Regions from separate parts of the Homo sapiens genome. Here region 1 is linked to region 2. A link is an interaction called in ENCODE POLR2A ChIA-PET data of the cell type or tissue named here. Cell type or tissue: OCI-LY7. All regions are shown on one strand. Each heading gives the region's core, and the rest is flanking DNA. Links, peaks and the distances in the headings are about the cores only. Region 1 overlaps NCK1 (NCK adaptor protein 1). Region 2 overlaps NCK1 (NCK adaptor protein 1).

The links. ChIA-PET counts read pairs that join two places held together with the same protein. Peaks named below come from ENCODE experiments on the same cell type or tissue, not always from the same donor. Only the 100,000 strongest peaks of a DNase experiment are listed, where the experiment ranks them.
Region 1: POLR2A ChIA-PET joins it to region 2 with 5 read pairs; 2 of 35 experiments call an interaction of 5 or more read pairs at or near these places.

What each region holds. Positions count from the first base shown.
Region 1 is chr3:136,938,966-136,948,041 of GRCh38, reverse strand. It overlaps NCK1 (NCK adaptor protein 1), which reads right to left. Exons shown (of 4, transcript NM_001291999.2): 3 at 1,747-2,459. It overlaps IL20RB-AS1 (IL20RB antisense RNA 1), which reads left to right. Exons shown (of 4, transcript NR_183729.1): 4 at 1,711-2,056. Among named protein-coding and RNA genes, the nearest start is that of IL20RB, 14 kb to the left of the region's middle. In OCI-LY7, for the core only: no CTCF peak of the experiment used is centred there; no DNase peak of the experiment used is centred there.
Region 2 is chr3:136,877,552-136,887,463 of GRCh38, reverse strand. The region is part of intron 1 of NCK1 (NCK adaptor protein 1); the gene reads right to left. Among named protein-coding and RNA genes, the nearest start is that of NCK1, 20 kb to the right of the region's middle. In OCI-LY7, for the core only: no CTCF peak of the experiment used is centred there; DNase peaks (open chromatin) are centred at 2,963 and 3,283; H3K4me3 peaks cover 2,412 bases; H3K27ac peaks cover 2,500 bases.

The DNA.
Region 1 (9,076 bases), core at 27-2,526, 63 kb before region 2:
ATCCATCTAGTTAACAACAGAGCCAGGATTCAAACCTGCATAATCAAAAGTCTCTTAACACCCACGGCTCCAACAGCAGACACCCACAGCAAATCCTTTAGTTAAATATTTGAAGAACAAGAGCTATCTTCTCTCCAGTCAGAGAAACACATGAGAAAGTCTAAGATACCCACCCAACCCCTTTTCAATGTGTAGCTAACAGTAGCTGTCTTAGAGATAACATGCTGAATTCCCAAAAATGAAGAATACACAAATGAGAATTAATCTAAACTTTAAGGAGAGGCTACAAACTCAAATGCCTACAAGAGCCAAAAGAATAATGTAAATAAGTGTCAGAGTGGAAAGGTAGATGGGCAGAGGAAATGACAGTGTATCACCAATCTAAACAAGTGGTGACTTCTCAGCTGTGATTGTTGCCTTGCAGGAACCGGGTCTCAATGTTGGTAGTTCTTCCAATTTTAAATGGTCTAAAGTCTGAATTTTTATAATAAATATCCTAATATTTAAATATCGGCAATGAATTTAAATGTTTAAAAAACACTGTGAAGGCTAAACAAAATATGCCTACTTGAGACCTCTAACCTTAAAAAGTATACTGCTAAAAATAATGGTATATATTGCATTTTGTCTAATATCTACACTCAATTACCCACAAGAAAATACATACAATTCTGCATTCAAGCTATCTTCTTTTTAATTAGTTTTGTTGTTGTTGTTACAGTCTATATCAACCCCCAAAGCCTCTTTTTCTACAGTTACTCCCAAAGTTTCAAACAGTGAGCCAGATCAGGCAACTAACAGAAAATGGATGTCATCACTCTTCCCTACTGCCAACCAACTGCTTTTCTGAGGGATTAGGCACAGGCCCCATTTTCCTGAACTTCACATCAGGAAGTTCAATTAATCTCTCTCCCCACCACACCCCACTTCCACACATTTTCTTTCAAAATTTTGTGCAATTACACATTCCCTTTTGTACAAATATACTCACGCAAAGCCAAGATTAACCATGATTTAATAAATGGAAAAGTAGTGATATCTTTCATCAAGGAAAAAGAAAGGCCATTTTTAAGGAAAATGAGTGTCATCAAATTCTAATATCCTAAGCAGTATCTAAAAGAGACCATGAAACCATATTATTTTTCAACTTTTATGGTTTTATAGTTTTATTGTTTACTAGTATTGCAATATAATTTATCTTTTATTGCAAATGCATTTCAAACACTGCTAAAATAGGTTTTTTGAGGTTATAATAAAAGTGCATTCCAATTTCCAAGTAACCAATTTATGAAGAAACTTAATATCAATTTTTTAAATTCAGGGATTTCCTATGTCATAAGGACTACAGTGACTACCTTCTTACACATTGCATCCAATAGCAATTTTTTAAATGTTTCCCAGTTTAATCTATAGTATTATTCTACTCTCAATGAAGAGGCCAGTGTTCCATTTTCTCCATTTAGTTTAATGCAACAGAAACAGAAAATATATCAGGAATGCAAAATCAACAGAACTAGACAAGACGAAATAATTCAGTGTGTAGCAACACTGCCACAGCTCTCTTTTATTCAAAATAGATAGCTAGAAAGAATGCGGACTTTAGCTTTGGAACATTTATGCTTATGTTACGTCCCAGCTTGTTACCTGGTTAACTTTAGGGAAGCCACTTAACCTCTCCATTTCTCTCTCTCTTTTTTTTAAAATACCCAGAGCTCTATTTGTATTTACCTCCGAAAATCAACTTACCGAAGATTCACTATCACGAATGAGGAAATCCCCTTCATGTCCTCTTTCATTTAATGCCATTTCTGCTTGATGCCTGGTGACTTTGCCATAATACCAAGGATTGCCAGCAAACTTTCCAGTGAGTGAAGGCCTAATGTAATCACACTGTGGAGGTGATGGTTCCAAACCTGAAGTTAATGGATTATTCTGCATAACGGTAACATAGTTTTTTGGTACTAGACCAACCATACCATTGATCTTCCTGCATTTCCACCACTCTGGGTCATTTTCAGGTTTTTCAATAACATCCATTACATCTCCTTTCTCGAAATTAAGTTCTTCATCATTAGATGAGCTGAATGGGTAAAGAGCCTGTACCACATGCAACACTTGCCCAGTATTTAGGTTATTGACGACTGCTGCTAATTTCTCTGACAGAGAACCCACATGGTCACCCAAAGGACTGTCACCTTCTTCAGTTACATAGTTTGAAGGGAACCATCCAACTTGTCCATTGTAGCTACCACGCCACCACCCATCACTGCATTTCTCCATGACGATCACCTTTGTCCCCTTTATCAATGATAATTCATCCTCTCTCTCAGCCATGTAGTTAAATTTCACATAAGCGGGCATGTTGAGGTCATAGAGACGTTCCCCTGGGTCAACAAAACTATCATCAGCAGGAGATGCAGAATCTGGCACACTAGGTTTTCTTTTCACTTTTCCAATGCCTGTTGAAATTAAAAAGGGCCATGAGAGGAGAATATAAAAAAATGATTACCAAAAGAATGAACTTATTCATTATTAAAAAGAGATCTTCAACTCTATATAGATCTTTAAAGCTTTTAAATATAACAAATTTCTATGTAGTTAAAAATCATCTTTTTGGAAATAAGATGCAAATTTTCTTTTTCTTAACCAAATAAATATTTAATTTGTTATTATATGACAGTTCACCATCTTTTCTCTTGTCAAAGGCCCTGAAATAACTATATAACATAATTATAAAGTTGTCCTAAATTAATGAATTCCCTCTTAAATGTAAATATAGATTTCTTTCATAGCTACAATCTAAGTACACAAAGGCTCCACCACACCCATACTCTTCTTGTCTTAGTTTAAGCAAGCTAGATTCTACAATGAGCTGTATAAAAATAAAATTATTTCTATCTTAAATCAGAATATGATATGCAATATAAAATTGCAGTTATGTCTGGCTAATCTTCCCATTTGCTTTCTTGGTTCCCAGACCCAGGTAGCTCTATTTACCTCATATGTTTATTTTAAAATATTATTTGTTTTTCTCCCCTTACCCCAGTCATATGTAACCTCCAAAAGGACAGGGAGTTTTGTTTGTTTACAGATAGAATCCCAAGGATCTTGTATAGTGCTTAGTACACAGTAAATGCTTAACACATATGTGTTGAAAGAAATGAGAAAATCACCAAATGGTACTATCAATACAAATGTACGCTACATCAACTTCAGTCAGGCATTTTCACTGCTGCCCATTTCTTAGCGTGTGATTTTATGCTCTACTTTACCTAGAAAACTGAGGCTTCCCTAGGTAAAACTTCTCAAATTCCTTTTGTCTCAAAACTCTCATTATCCTCACTCTCGTTCTTCACTCAAGTCTCCAAATCCTGATCCTTCTAGGATCTTAATACTATCTTTCCTGACTCTCTTGGGACTCTCGACATCCTTGTTTTCCTTCCTATTTAGTCCCTTCAATTGTCTAAAAACACACTCATATCTTTTCTACTCCAAAATGAAGTTACTTTAACTCTGCTACAACTTTTAAACCGTAACATTTTGGTAATTTATTTATTTTTTCTCTAACTGGTCCAATTTTCCTATAGAATAAACTATACCACTCTTTTAAAAGTTGTCTTTCCCGGCTGGGCACGGTGGCTCATGCCAGTAATCCCAGCATTCTGGGAGGCTGAGGCGGGCAGATCACAAGCTCAAGAGATCGAGACCATCCTGGCCAAACATGGTGAAACCCCGTCTCTACTAAAAATACAAAAATTAGCTGGGTGCAGTGGTGTGCACCTGTAGTCCCAGCTACTCAGGAGGCTGAGGCAGGAGAATCGTTTGAACCTGGCAGGCGGAGGTTGCAGTGAGCCAAGATCACGTCACTATACTCCAGCCTGGCGACAGGGCAAGACTCTGTCTCAAAAAAAAAAAAAAAAAAAAAAAAAGGTTGTTTTTCCTTTTCCCTCGACTTTTTCACCACTCACACTCCCAACTCTTTATTATCTGATCCTTTGTCTCCAACATTCTAACAAAACTACTCAATTAAAACCATTCTTATGAATACCATTCTTATGTCATCTCTCCTTACTGTCAAATCAGTAACTTTTAAAGTCCTCAGCCTTCTCAAACTCTATATGCAGCAACCAAGATCACAGCCCACTCTCTCCATTATGTTTTCTTCTTCTTTGACTTCCCCGAATTTCTTATTTTCCCTCCCAACCTGTTTACATATTCTTGTTTACCTCTGTCTAGGCTCCTCTAACCTTGTTATTATAACACTGCATTGTACTTGTTTACTTGTCTGTCTTCCTCAATATGAGTGAACTTCCTGAGGGCAGAAAACGAGATCTTATTCGTTTCTGTCTCCAACGCTTAGCAGTACATACATCAGTAGTAGGAACAAAGGAAAAACAAAATTATGTATTCAGCAGTCAGCAAACATGCTGAATGAATAAATGAAGAATTCCTTAGCTGAAAGTGTTTCACAAGATGACATACTTGACCTTCCTCTCTATTCCAAGGAAATCATACACTTTCATTTTCTATAATTTCTGTGCAGAAGGTTCCCAGATCTCTTTGCAGCTCTAAGACCTTTCTGGAATTCAGGCATTACAATTCCAACTGTCACTAGACACCCACAGATTGTGCCATCAGTACCTCAAACCCAACACTCATGTCCAAATAAAAATAATCCAGTCTATACCCCTAAATCAACTTCTTCCTTCCTAATTTTCTTACTTCCGGTTAATGATAGCCTTCAGAGAAATCCCTACATTTGGGGTGATACCACCAAAAATAGTAGAGTAAGGAACTCCAAGGCACTGTCCCTGCAAAAAGCAATGAATGCAATTAATGAGCTGGTAAATACTGTCAGACTCAACTTTTGCAGAACTCTGGAATCTAGTAAAAAAAAAAAACTTATAAAATCTAGGGCAAGGCTTGGTAAAGAAAGAAGTTGCTGCTTTGTGGTAAAGAGAGTGCTATCGCATCCTAAGTTGCCTGCCCACCATCCCCCACACCCCAAGTCAGTGATGGCTGTGTGGACAGTAACCTGCACTCCTAATGCCAGAGGAAGCAATACAGATCTCATTCTTAAACAATTGTGATTGTGGGTTTCAACTTGTCTGGCAGCTCCCTGAAGGACCTGAGCAATGGCTTGCCTTGGCTTTGCCTGACTTGAATCATTCCCAGGCATAGGGAGTCTTCCTGGGTGGTTTTTGCAAAAATCATTTAATGGATGCAGCAGCCTGGGGCAAGGGACAACAACTGGGACAAGGAACAGACAGATGGAAAAGCCTGGACAGAAAGGGGATGGGAAAGAATATACATGGGGTAATAAGGGGTGTGTATACCAATCAAGAAGGACGTGCACATGGCCAGGGCTGGATGCACATTCAGGAAAGGCCCAAGAAGACCCTAAGCTTTCACCCTGGCTGATCTTCAGGCTTTGAGCAAACAGTAAGCAAAGGCTAAGGCAGAATTATAAATGGCATCACTAAGTGGTCAAAAACTGCCCCAACATAAAGCCATCTGTAAAGATGGGGAGAGGTTTTCTTTTGTTTGTTTGTTTTTTCTTTTGGCTCCAGGTGTTTAACGAAACTCTGTTAAAACCCTAGCTGATTACTAAGCAAATGGAATAGACTTCAGCGGCCCCACATGACCAGGAATATAGAGCTTATAAAAGTAGTTTAGTAAAGTCACTAAACAAGCAAACAACAACCACTCACAATAAGCAGCAGTAATAAGCCCTGGGGAGGGGATAGAATCTGATCTGATGCTGAAAGCAAAAGAGCCAACAAAGAATTCTATATTTAGCAAAACTGTCCTTCAAAAATGAAGGAGAACATAAGACATTCCCAGATAAACAAAAACTAAAGGAATTCATCACTACCAGACCTGTGCTAAGAAATGCTAAAGAGAGGCTGGGCACAGGGGCTCACACCTGTAATCCCAGCACTTTGGGAGACAGCGGTGGGTGGATCACGAGGTCAGGAGATCGAAACCAGCCTGGCCAACATGGTGAAACCCCGTCTCTACTAAAAATACAAAAAATTAGCCGGGCGTGGTGGCACACGCTTGTAGTCCCAGCTACTCGGGAAGCTGAGGCAGGAGAATTGCTTGAACCCGGGAGGTGGAGGTTGTAGTGAGCCAAGACCGCACCACTGTACTCCAGCCTGGGAGACAGAGCAAGACTGTCTCAAAAAAGAAGTGCTAAAGAGAATCCTCCAGGCTAAAATGAAAAAACACTGGACAGTAATTTGAAGTCATATGAAGAAATAAAGAACAATGGTAAAGGTAGCTACATAAGTAAATATAAAAGTCAGTAGTATTGCAGTTTTTTTTTGTAAATTCTCCTTTTCTTTCCTACACAATTTAAAATACAAATGCATAAAACAAAAATTTCAATTCTAGGTTAATGGGCATATATTTTAATGTGTAAAGATGTAATATACAAAGATGGAGCTGCAAAGGAGCAGAGTTATGCATAGTACTGAAACTAAGTTGGTATTAATTCAAACATGATTGTTAAAAACCTAAGATGTTAATCCCCAGGGTAACCACTAAGGAAAAACAAAAATACAGAAAGAGAAACAAGAAGGGTAATAAAACAATATATTAGAGAAAATAGTCCAGTCACAGAGGCTCACACCTGTAATCCCAGCACTTTGGGAGGCCAAGGTGGGCGGATCACTTGAGGTCAGAAGTTCAAGATCAGCCTGGCCAACATGCTGAGACCTCGTCTCTACCAAAAAAATACCAAAAAATTAGCCAGGCATCGTGGCATGCACCTGTAGTCCCAGCTACTCGAGAGGCTGACATATAAGTGTCGCTTGAACCTGGGAGGCAGAGGTTGCAGTGAGCAGAGATTCCACCACTGCACTCCAGCCTGGGTGACAGAGTGAGACCCTGACCCCCACCCTCCAAAAAAAAAAAAAAAAAAGAAAAAGAAATCACAAAAGAAGACAGTAATAGAAGAATTGAAAGAAAAAAAAGTAAATGAAAACAGCAAAATAGCAGAAATCCTTCCTTATCAGATATAACTTTAAATGTAAATAGATTAAAAATAACATGATGCAACTGTTATCTGCAAGACACTCACTTTAGATCCAAACAAAGATGCAAATAGGTTTGAAAATGAAAGGATGGAAGAAGATATCCCATGTAAAGGATAACTGAGAGAGTGGGGTGGCTATATAAATATCACACAGCATAGGCCCGGCGCGGTGTCTCATGCCTGTAATCCCTGCACTTTAGGAAGCCGAGGCGGGTGGATCACTTGAGCTCAGGAGTTCAAGACTAGCCTGGCCAACATGGTGAAACTCCGTCTCTACCAAAAATACAAAAATTAGTTAGGCATGATGTCAGGTGCCTGTAATCCCAGCTACTCAGGAGGCTGAGACAGAAGAATCGCTTGAACCTGGGAGGCGGAGGTTGCAGTGAGCCGAGGTCACGCCACTGCACTCCAGCCTGGGCAACAGAGCGAGACTGTCTAAAAATAAATAAATATATATCACACAACACAGACTTAAAGACAAAGGACAGCATATATTGATAAAAGAATCAGTCCATCAAGAAGTGTAACAGTTACAAATATATGCATACCTAACAAGAGAGCCTCAAGGCATATAAAGCAAAAAATGACAGAATTGAGGGAGAAAAATAGTTCAATATACTTGGAGACATCAATACCCCACTTTCTGTAAGGGACAGAACTAAATGAAAAATCATTAAGGAAATAGAGGCCTTGAGCAGTACTATAAACCAACTAGACCTAATAGACATATAGAGAATATCCCATCAAACAAAAGCAGAATATATCACACATTTTTCTCAAGTATACATGGAATATTCTGCAAGATAGACCATATATTAGGACACAAAACAAGGCTCAATAGGCCAGGCACAGTGGCTCAAGCCTGTAATTCCAACACTTTGGGAGTCCAAGGTCGGGGGATCACTTGAGCCCAGGAGTCTGACGGCAGCCTGGGCAAGATGGTGAGACCTTGTCTCTACAAAAATAAAAAGTAAAATAAAATAATTAGCCAGGTGTGGTGGTGCATTCCTGTAGTTCCAGCTACTCAGGAGGCTGAGTTGGGAGGATTGCTTGAACCCAGGAGTTCAAAGGCTACAGTGAGCCATGATCATGCTACTGCACTCCAGCCTAGGTAACAAAGAGAGACCCTGTCTCTATTTTAAAAAAAAAAAAAAAAAAAAAAAGGCCTCAATAAATTTGAGATTGAAGTCATACAAAGTATCTTTTCTGACCACAATGGAATGAACCTAGAAATCAATAACAGAAAGGAAAACTGGAAAATTAACAAGTGTGTGGCAACTAACACTCTCTTAAACCAATAGGTCACCAAGAAATTTCACAAGATTAGACACTACTGTGAGACAAATGAAAATGAAAACACAACATACAAAAACCTATGGGAGGCAGCAAAGGCAATGCTCAGAGGGAAATTTATAGCCCTAAAAGCTTGCATAAAAAAGAAGAAAGATCTCGAATTACCAACTTAAATTTAATCTTAAGGAACTGGAAAAGAAAAACTAAACTCAAAGCAAAAAGAAGGAAATAATAAAAATCAGAGCAGAGATATACACAAAAGAGAACAGAAAAACAGAGGAAATCAACAAAACCAAAATGTGGTTATTTGAAAATATCAGTAAAATTGAAAACTCTTTAGCTAGACCAACAAGAGAGACACTCAAATAAATAAAATCAGAAATAACATTTCTACAGACCTTACAGATATTTTAAAAAGGATTATAAACAAATACTATGAACAACTGTATGCCAATAAATTAAAAAACCTAGAAGAAAAACATCAATTCCAAGAAACACACAAACTACCAAAGCTGACTCAGGAAAAAATAGAAAATCTGAACAGACATATAACAAGTAAAAGATTCAATCAGTAACAAAACATCTCGCATCAAAAATGTGCTCTGGACCAGATGGTTTCACTGGTGGATTTTACTAAACGTTTAAAGAGGAATTAACATCAATGCTTCTAAAACATCTCTAAAAAGAAAAAAGGAGAGAATACTTATTAACTCATTCTATGAGGCCAATATTACCCAGAATACC
Region 2 (9,912 bases), core at 2,144-4,643:
CACTTCTTTCCTCACCTTCCTGCCCTTTTAACTTATCCTTTATTCCAAACTACCAGTCTTACTTAGGCTGCTATTTATCAGGAGAAAAGGCAACAGTAACTTTTCCATTTTATGTTAAGATAGAAAAAAAATGCTGAGCATGGCGGTGCACTCCTGTAGTCCCCGCTACTCAAGAGGATAAGGTGGGAAGATCGTTTGAGGCCAAGAGTTGGAGGCCACACAGCATTATGATGGTGCCTGTGAACAGCCACTGTACTCCAGTCTGGAAAACACAGTGAAACCTCATTTCTAAAGAAATAAAACACAATATAAAAGATAGGGGCTGGGTGCAGTGGCTCACACCTGTAATCCCAGCACTTTGGGAGGCCAAAGCAGGTGGATCACCTGAGGTCAGGAGTTCGAGACCAGCCTGGCCAACATAATGAAACCCCGTCTCTACTAATAACACAAAAATTAGCCGGGCATGGTGGCACCTGCCTGTAGTCCCAGCTACTTGGGAGGCTGAGGCATAAGAATCGCTTGAACCTGGGAGGCGGAGGTTGCAGTGAGATGAGATTGTGCCATTGCATTCCAGCCTGGGCAATAAGAGCAAAACTCCGTCTCAGAAAAAAAGAAAAAGAAAGATAGGAAAAAAAAAAAAAAAAAAGACTGATCATGTAACTACAGGACAGTTCCAAACTCTGCCTAAGTAACTCATTAAAGTTCCCTAAACAAAAAATGAACGAACTTTAAAAACATGAGAATGAAAAGGCATACAAGAAAGTTTCCTTTGTGTTCACAGGTCTCTCATTTATCTGGAGACAAAACTGTATGACATCTACAGACTGTGACAGCAATTTCTTAGTACAGTTGGCCCTCTGTATCTATGGGTTCCGCATCTATGAATTCAACCAGCCGTGGATTTAAAACATTCAGGAAAAAAAAAAGCACCTGTACTAAACATATACAGACGTTTTTTCCTTGTCATTATTCCCTAAACAATATAGCATTAACTACCTAAATACCATTTACAATGTATTAGGTAATCTAGAGATGAGTTCGAGTATACAGGAGAATGTGCATAGGTTATATGTAAATAGTACCCCATTTTACACAAGAGACTCAAGCATCCTCAAATTTTGGTATCTGCAAGGAGTCTTGGAACCAACACCTCATGGATACCAAAGGACAAGTATATACTATCCATAACCAAGTTTTACTGCAAAAGAAAAAAAAAAGGATAACTATATACTACCTATAGCCAAGTTACTACCAAAAAATATATACTTTAAGTCAGGTGCTCTAAGAAATTAGTGTTAATACAATTTTATTAACCCATGCTTCCATCTTAAGTATTCCCTCATTTGACTTTAATGTTAAATGAAAATTTAGTTTCAAACTACTTTAAAGGACAATGTCTTTCAAAGGGGCACCTGCCTTATAAATGCTTCCGGAATAACATTCAGTAAAAGGATGTGGTTTAGAACAGATGAAATACCACTGTACTGCTGCTTTTGTACACGTTCAGATCAGAAAACTCCTATTAAAAACATGCCAAAATAAATAAATATTATGTCTATGGAAGCTTTTAAGTTAGCCATTCCAACTTTATAACATTCTAAAAAGAACATATCTCTTATGAAAGGTTGCTATAAAGAGCCCAGAACCTTTTCTCCCTCTACAAACCCCTTAACCTTGATGCCTAACTGTATTATCTCACTGTATTTCACTTCAGAAATATTTACTGGACAATGAGTGCACAGAGTAAGTATGCTAAGTAGTTTTAATACACTGTCATTAATCACCACAGCAAACTGATACAATCAGTATTAATATCACCATTTTTAACTGAAGAAACTAAGGCTTCAAAGGTTTAAGTACGCTGGGTGCTGTGGCTCACACCTGTAATTGCAGCACTTTCAGAGGCCAAGGTAGACGAATCACTTGAGCCCAGGAGTTGGAGGCCAGCCTGGGCAACATGGCAAAATCCTGTCTCTACAAAAAATTCAAAAATTAACCAGCCATGGTGGCATGCACCTATAGTTCCAGCTACGTAAGGAGCTGAAGAGTTATCAGGCCACTGTACTCCAGCCTAGGTGACAGAGCAAGACCCTGTCTCAAAAAAGTTAAGTAATGTGCCCTAGATTACAGCTGGAAAAGACAATTCCCTCCTTTTATAATTTCTATTATGTAAAATTTCAAACATACATTAAAGAAGAGAACAAACCCCTTAAACCCATCATGTAGCTAAAATCATCAACTCATGGCCACTTGTCCACGGCCACAATATCCATATTCTCACCCATTCCTGTTTCCTTGCTTAAGTATTTTGAAGCAAAAAACTTTTGTCTGTAAATATTTCGGTGTATACCTCTAAAAATTTATGTAAATATTTCAGTGTATACCTGAAAAAATATTTTCATCCATAAATATTTAAGTAAATATCTCTAAAACATAAGAACTTCAGCAGGCGCAGTGGCTCACACCTATAATCTCAACACTTTGGGAGGCCGAGGTGGGCAGATCACTTGAGGTCAGGAGTTCAAGACCAGCCTGACCAACGTGGTGAAAAACCATCTCTACTAAAAATACAAAAATTAGCCAGTTGTGGTGGCAGGTGCCTGTAATCCCAGCTACTTGGGAGGCTGAGGCAGGAGAATCCCTTGAACTCAAGAGGCAGAGGTTGCAGTGAGCTGAGATCAGGCCACTGCACTCCAACCTGGGCAACAGAGTGAGACTCCCTCTCAAAAAAAGAAAAAAAAAAAAGCTCAGGCATGGTGGCTCAAGCCTGCACTTTGGGAGGCCAAGGCAGAAGGATCACCTCAAGACCAGCCTGGCCAACATGATGAAACCCCATCTCTACTAAAAATACAGAAATTAGCCGGGCATAGTGCCACACGCCTCTAATCCCAGCTACTCTGGAGGCTGAGGCACAAGAATCGCCTGAACCCAGGAAGCGGAGGTTGCGGTGAGCAAGCCTGCACCACTGCACTCCAGCTTGGGCCACAGAGCAGGACCGTGTTTCAAAAAAAAAGAAAAGACAAGAACTCAAAGCTGTACTCTATCATTCTCATTAAGCTATACTTTCTTATAGAATAAATAAAACCCAAGGTACCCTCTGATCTCAAACTACTTAATAAAAGGTAACATTTCAGAACTTTCAAATGCATATGACAAGGGATAGCTCTACTGGATGCAGCCAACTTAATCATCCCTCTTTCTTGAAACTGCTGGTTTCCTTACCCCTATATTAAATTGGTTTCCCTCCCTCCACGCCACCTGCTTCTGGTTTCCATTTCTGGCTCCTCATTTTCCTTCCACTGAGCCATCTGCTCTTCTCACATATACCCTCTCTCTAGATAGCTCGTTCATTATTATGACTTCATCGTATCACCTCTGGCCTAGACTCTGTAATTTGAATTGTGTTCTCTAATCCAAGCTACTGTTCCTCAACATTTCTACTTAAATATCTTGCTATCACCTCAAATTGAATATGCATCAATCTCCAAAAATTGAATATGCATCATCTCCAAAAATCCAGCTCTTCTATCCTCTTTACCAATCTATTAATTATAATTGTAAATCATTATCTTCCAATTCACCCAGGCTCCCCTTAAGTCACACATCAATTTGTGTTGGTTTTTCTCTTGAAATGTCTCTCATCCATCCTTTTCTGTTCCATTTACACTGACATCACTAAAACTCAAGCCTTCAGCAACTCACCTAAATTATCATAAGAGCCCTTGGTTAAAATTCAACTATCTCCATTTCAGTCGGTTCTATATAATAGATTCCCTCCAACAACATATCTACTGAATGACTAATGTATCCTAAGCACTGGCCAATTAATGCAGGGATACAACAGTGAGCACGACAGACACCTCTTTCTAGCAGAGGAAATTAAATTTTTTCAAATAAAATAATTATAGGTTGCAAAAAATGCTGTGACAAAGATTAACACAGTGCTACCATAAAGGACAGAGAATATGAGTGCTACTCTAATTACAGCTTTTAGTTAGAGAAAAAAAAATTTAAGTGGGCATTTTAAGGATGAAGAGGAGGCAGTCATGTAAATATTTAAAGTAGAGTGCTCCAAGCAAAAGAAACTGCAAAGTACATAGGTTCCAGGAGGGGAAAAAAAAGTCTCACGTTACAGAAAATGACCGTATGGCTAGAGATGTGGCCAGAGAACAAGGGCAAAAGTGGTACAATGTGAGGTTGGGAGAGACACAGGCCAATTTTATTCTACATGTAATAAGAAGTAGGCTGGGCATGGGGGCTCATGCCTGTAATCCCAGCACTTTGGGAGGCCAAGGTGGACAGATCACATGACGCCAGTAGTACGAGACCAGCCTTAGCCAACATGGTAAACCCTGTGTCTACTAAAAAACACAAAAAATTAGCTGGGTGTGGTGGCGCATGCCTGTAATCCCAGCTACTTGGGAGGCTGAGGCACAAGAATTGCTTGAACCCAGGAGGCGGAGGTTGCAGTGAGCTGAGATCACACCACTGCACTCCAGCCTGGGCAACAGAATGAGACTGTCTTTAAAAAAGTCATGTAATAAGGGTTTTAAGCAAGGAAATTATAATCCAACACACGCTGTGAAAGAGACTGCTAGTATTCACTAATGACTGTGTTCTCTTCATTAAGACACTGCTATACTACACTTCCCAGCCACCCCTGCAATTAGATAAGATCACATGACTCAGTTCTGACCAATGGAACTGAATGGGTAAAAGTGATATATGCCACTTCTAGCCTGGACCCTAAAATCTTTCTCCACACACACTTCCCCTTCCAAAACAATCTGAGAAGCCAAAGCTGATTATGGTGGTGACATAAGATACAGGTGCCTGTGCTCCAAGTGACTGCATAAAGCAAAGGTGCCCCTCAACACACACACACACACACACACACACACACACACACACACACAGTGATGTGGGAAAGTAATGTAAACTTTCATTGTATTATGCTGCCAAGTAAGAGGTATTGTTGTATCATTAATGCAGAAATCTTAAAAACATTTCTCTGGCTGTTGTGTGCTGCTGTGTGAAGAATGAGTTAAATGGACAGACAAAAGTAAAAATAAAAAGACCTGTTCAGACTCAACAAAAACATAACCCAAATGAAAAATGGGCAAACGAACAAAATAGACATTTCTCGAAATATATACAAATAGCCAACAAGCATATGAAAAGATGCTCATCATCACTAGCCATTATGGAAATGCAAATCAAAACCACAGAGATATCACCATTAAGATAGCTACTATTTTTAAAAAAACATGCAGGAAACAAGTGTTAGTGAAAATGTAATGATATTGGAACTCTTATGCACGGTTGGTGGTAATGTAAAATGGTGCAGCTGCTATGGAAAATGGTATGGTGGTTCCTCAAAAGATAAAAAATAGTTTACCATATAATCCAGCAATTCAACTTCTGGGTGTACATCAAAAAACTGAAAGCAGGAACCTGAACAGATATTTCTACACCCATGTTCATGGAAACACTATTCTTAACAGCTAAAATGTGGAAGCAACCCAAGCTGTTCATCAACAAATGAATGGATAAACAAAATGTGGTATATATAAGCAATGGAATATTATTCAGCCTTAACAAGGAAGAAAATTTTGACATGTGCTACAAAACGGATGAACCTTCAAGACATTAAGTGAAATAAGCCAGCCACGGAAAGACAATATGATTCCATTTATATGAGGTACATAGAGCAAACAAATTTATACAAACATAAAGGAGAAACATGAAGAATAGTGGTTGCCAGGGGCTAGGAGGAGGGAAGACTTGGGGAGTTGTTAGTATGTATACAGTTTCAGTTTTACAAGATGAAAAAGTTCTGGGGACTGGTTGTACAACAATGTGAATATACTTAATACTGAACTGTATACTTAAAATGGTTAAGATGTTCAACTTTATGCTTATGCAGTTTACCACAATAAAAAATAGAAGCTGGGCGTGGTGGCTCATGCCTCCAATCCCAGCACTTGGGAGGCCGAGGCGGGCAGATCATGAGGTCAGGAGTTCAAGACCAGCCTGGCCAATATGGTGAAATCCCGTCTCCACTAAAAATACAAAAATTAGCCGGGCGTAGTGGCGTGCACCTGTAGTCCCAGCTACTAAGGAGGCTGAGGAAGAAGAACTGCTTGAACCCAGGAGGCAGAGGTTGCAGTGAGCCAAGATTGCACCACTGCACTCCAGCCTGGGTGACAGAGTGAGACTCCATCTCAAAAAAAATTAAATAAAATAAGAGGCCAATAGTGTAAGTGAAGAGATGATGGCTGCTTGACTTGAGTAGTATGGTGATGCAGATAAAGAACAGAAGACTTCAAGATGTATTTGGAGGTAGAAAAGACAGGATTTGCTGATGGACTGGAAGTATGTGAGTTAGAATGAGGAAAAGAAAGGTATCAAGTATGACACCTTGGCTTCTAGCTACTGAGTGGATGGCAATATCATTTAATGAAATGAGAAAGACAGGAATGAACAAATGTAGGGTAGAGCGCAGAAAGCAGACCTGGAGTGTACTTTAAGAATGAAGGGATCAAGAGTTTGTTGGCTGGGTGTGGTAGCCTAACACCCGTAATCCCCACACTTTGGGAGGCTGAGGTGGAAGGACTGCTTGAGACCAGGAGTTCAAGACCAGCCAGGGCAAAGAAGTGAGAACCCCATCTCCACAAAGGGTCAAAAAATTAGCTAGTATGGTGGCACACACACCTAGGTGGTCCTAGCTACATGGGAGGTTGAAACATGAGGATCCCTTGAACCTAGGAGATTGAGGCTGCACTCTAGCATGGGTCACAGAGCAAGAACCTGCCTCAAAAAAACAAACAAACAAAGTTTGTTGATTGTCTTAAGTTCAAGATCCATGAGATATCAAGTGGCAACATCAAGGAAACACATTCTCACTGTTCTGGAGGCCAGAAGTCTGAAATCAAGGTATTTCAGCAGGAACGTGTTCCTTCTGAAGATGCTAGGAAGAATCTGCTCTAGGCTCCCTCCTAGTTGGCTTGTAGATAGTCATCTTCTCCCTGGTGTTCTGTCTCTGTGTCAAAATCTCTCCCTTTTTTAAAAGGCCCGAAGTCATGGTGGATTAGGGTCCACCCTAATAACCTCATTTTAACTTGTTTACCTCTGTAAAGACCCCACTTCGAAATAAGGTCACATTCTTTTTTTTTTTTTGAGACGGAGTCTCGCTCTGTCACCCCGGCTGGAGTGCAGTGGCATGATCTCGGCTCACTGCAAGCTCCACCTCCCGGGTTCACGCCATTCTCCTGCCTCAGCCTCCTAACTAGCTGGGACTACAGGCGCCCACCACCACACCCGGCTAATTTTTTTGTATTTTTAGTAGAGTCGGGGTTTCACCGTGTTAGCCAGGATGGTCTCATTCTCCTGACCTCGTGATCCACCCATCTCAGCCTCCCAAAGTGCTGGGATTACAGGCGTGAGCCACTGTGCCCAGCCTTTTTTTTTTTTTAATATTCTTTAAGTTCTAGGGTACATGTGCACAACGTGCAGGTTTGTTAGAGGTATACACGTGCCACGTTGGTTTGCTGCACCCATCAACTTGTCATTTACATTAAGTATTTCTCCTAATGCTATCCCTCCCCCAGCCCCTCACCCGCCAACAGGCCCCAATGTGTGATGTTCCCCTCCCTGTGTCCATGTGTTCTCATTGTTCAACTCATGCAGTGTTTGGTTTTCCGTCCTTGTGATATTTTGCTGAGAATGGTGGCTTCCAGCTTCATCCATGTCCCTGCAAAGGACATGAACTCATTCTTTTTTATGGCTGCATAGTATTCCATGGTGTACATGTGCCACATTTTCTTTATCCAGACTATTGTTGATGGACATTTGGGTTGGTTCCAAGTCTTTGCTATTGTGAATAGTGCACATAAGGTCACATTCTTAAGTACTAGGGATTAAGAATTCAAAATATCTTTTTGAGGAAGATATAACTCAACCCATAATATCTGGCTAAACAACTCTTTATTTTAGATTCTGTTACAGTAATTGGTGTGGTCTCCATTTTCCTGACTAGGCTTTAATTGAAAGCGTATATCTATTTTCTTTCATTTTTCCAGGATACCCATAGAGCCTCTCATTCTGCAAAATCACGTTCCTTGATTCTGGGAATTTTTCTTGAATATTTTACTGATAATTCCTTCTTTTCTCTGATGTCTACTAGTACTTCTGTTATTTGGAAGTTGACCTCTGACGGACCTTTTAATTTTCTTTTCTCATTTATTTTCCATCTTTTCCTCTACTTTATGAAAGAACTCCTTTACTCTAACTTCAACTTTTCTATTGACTGTTCTACTGAGCCTTTTTTTTTGTTGTTCTGATTGTTCCCAGTTTGTTTTCTATTTCTTTTAAGAGGTTTCTTATATGAGAAGCTTTCTTCACATGTCTGGTGATCCTTGATTATCTTCTCATATTTAAAAGGAGGGCCATAAAAGCTATTGTAAATAACACAGATTCTCTTCTTGGGTTAGTAAGAGAACCATCCTCCAAATTCCTACTTGATTGCCAGAATTCTGGAAGCCAAAGAGAAGAGGCCTCAGTAACGGTCTCAATATTGAGCATTTTAACTTAATTCAGTGTTTTCTGTAGAACGCTTGACCTCCAATTGTGTCTAGGGCCCACCCTCAGTGTCAGAAACAATAGTCAGTCTTCTTGCTGGGGTACTCAAGAAGGCAGTAACTTAGTGATACAAACTAACAAAGGAATCTAGACTCAACCTTTCTTAAAAAAAAATAGCTTTATTGAGATACAACTCAGATTATCATAAAACTCACTCATTTAAAGTATACAATTCAATGTTTTAGTCTATTCAGAGTTGTGCAACTATTACCACAATGAATTTTAGAAAATTTTTGTCACCCCAAAAAGAAACTCCATACCCTAGAGTCACTTCCCATTTCCCTCTAACCTCCCCTACTCCCAGTCCTATGCAACCACTCTATCTCTACAAATACACAATTTCTGGATACTTCATACAAATGGAATCATACAATGTGGTCTTTAGTATACTTAGCACATTTGTTTGTTTGTTTTTGAGACAGAATCCCACTCTGTCGCCCTGGCTAGAGTGCTGTGTTGCTATCTTGGCTCACTGTAACCTCCACCTCCCCAGTTCAAACGACTCTCCTGCTTCAGCCTCCCATGTAACTGGGATTATAGGTGCCTGCCACCACATCCGGCTAATTTGTGTGTTTATAGTTGAGATGGGGTTTCACCATGTTGGCCAGGCTGGTCTCAAACTCCTGACCTCAAGTGATCTGCCCGTCTTGGCCTCCCAAAGTGCTGGGATTACAGGTGTGAGCCACCATGTCCGGCCTACTTAGCATGTTTTAAAGGTTTATCTGTGTTATAGCATGTATCATACAATACTGTGGTCGTTTGTGACTGGCTTCTTTCACAGCATAATGCTTTCAAGGTTCATCATGTTATAACATGTATCAGTTCTATATTCCTTTTTACTGCCAAATAGTATTTAATTGTGTGGATATACATTACATGTAACCATTTATCAGCTGATGGACATCTGAGTTGCTTCTACTTTGGGGCTATTATGACTGAGCTGCTTCTTAAACAGATTTTCAAGAAATCCTCCTGTTTTTAGCACCACCCTCACCTCCTCCCTGCCAAAAATACCTGATGCTGCCAATTCCTGAGCCTAAGAAGTATTTTCTACTTTTGCTCCCGCCACTTAGGATTGAACATTTTTAAGTCCACTAAGAAGTTTCCCATCAGTTCACTCGCTTTCCAGTTTCCAGATTTTATTGTTGCCGTCTTTTCTTTATTCTCTTTACCTGTGTAGTTCAAATCTTCTAAAAGTATCCTTTACTGTCACCTTGCTGGGCTATCAAAGGGAGTAAAAGTAAATGTGTCTTTCACTCAGCCATCTTTATT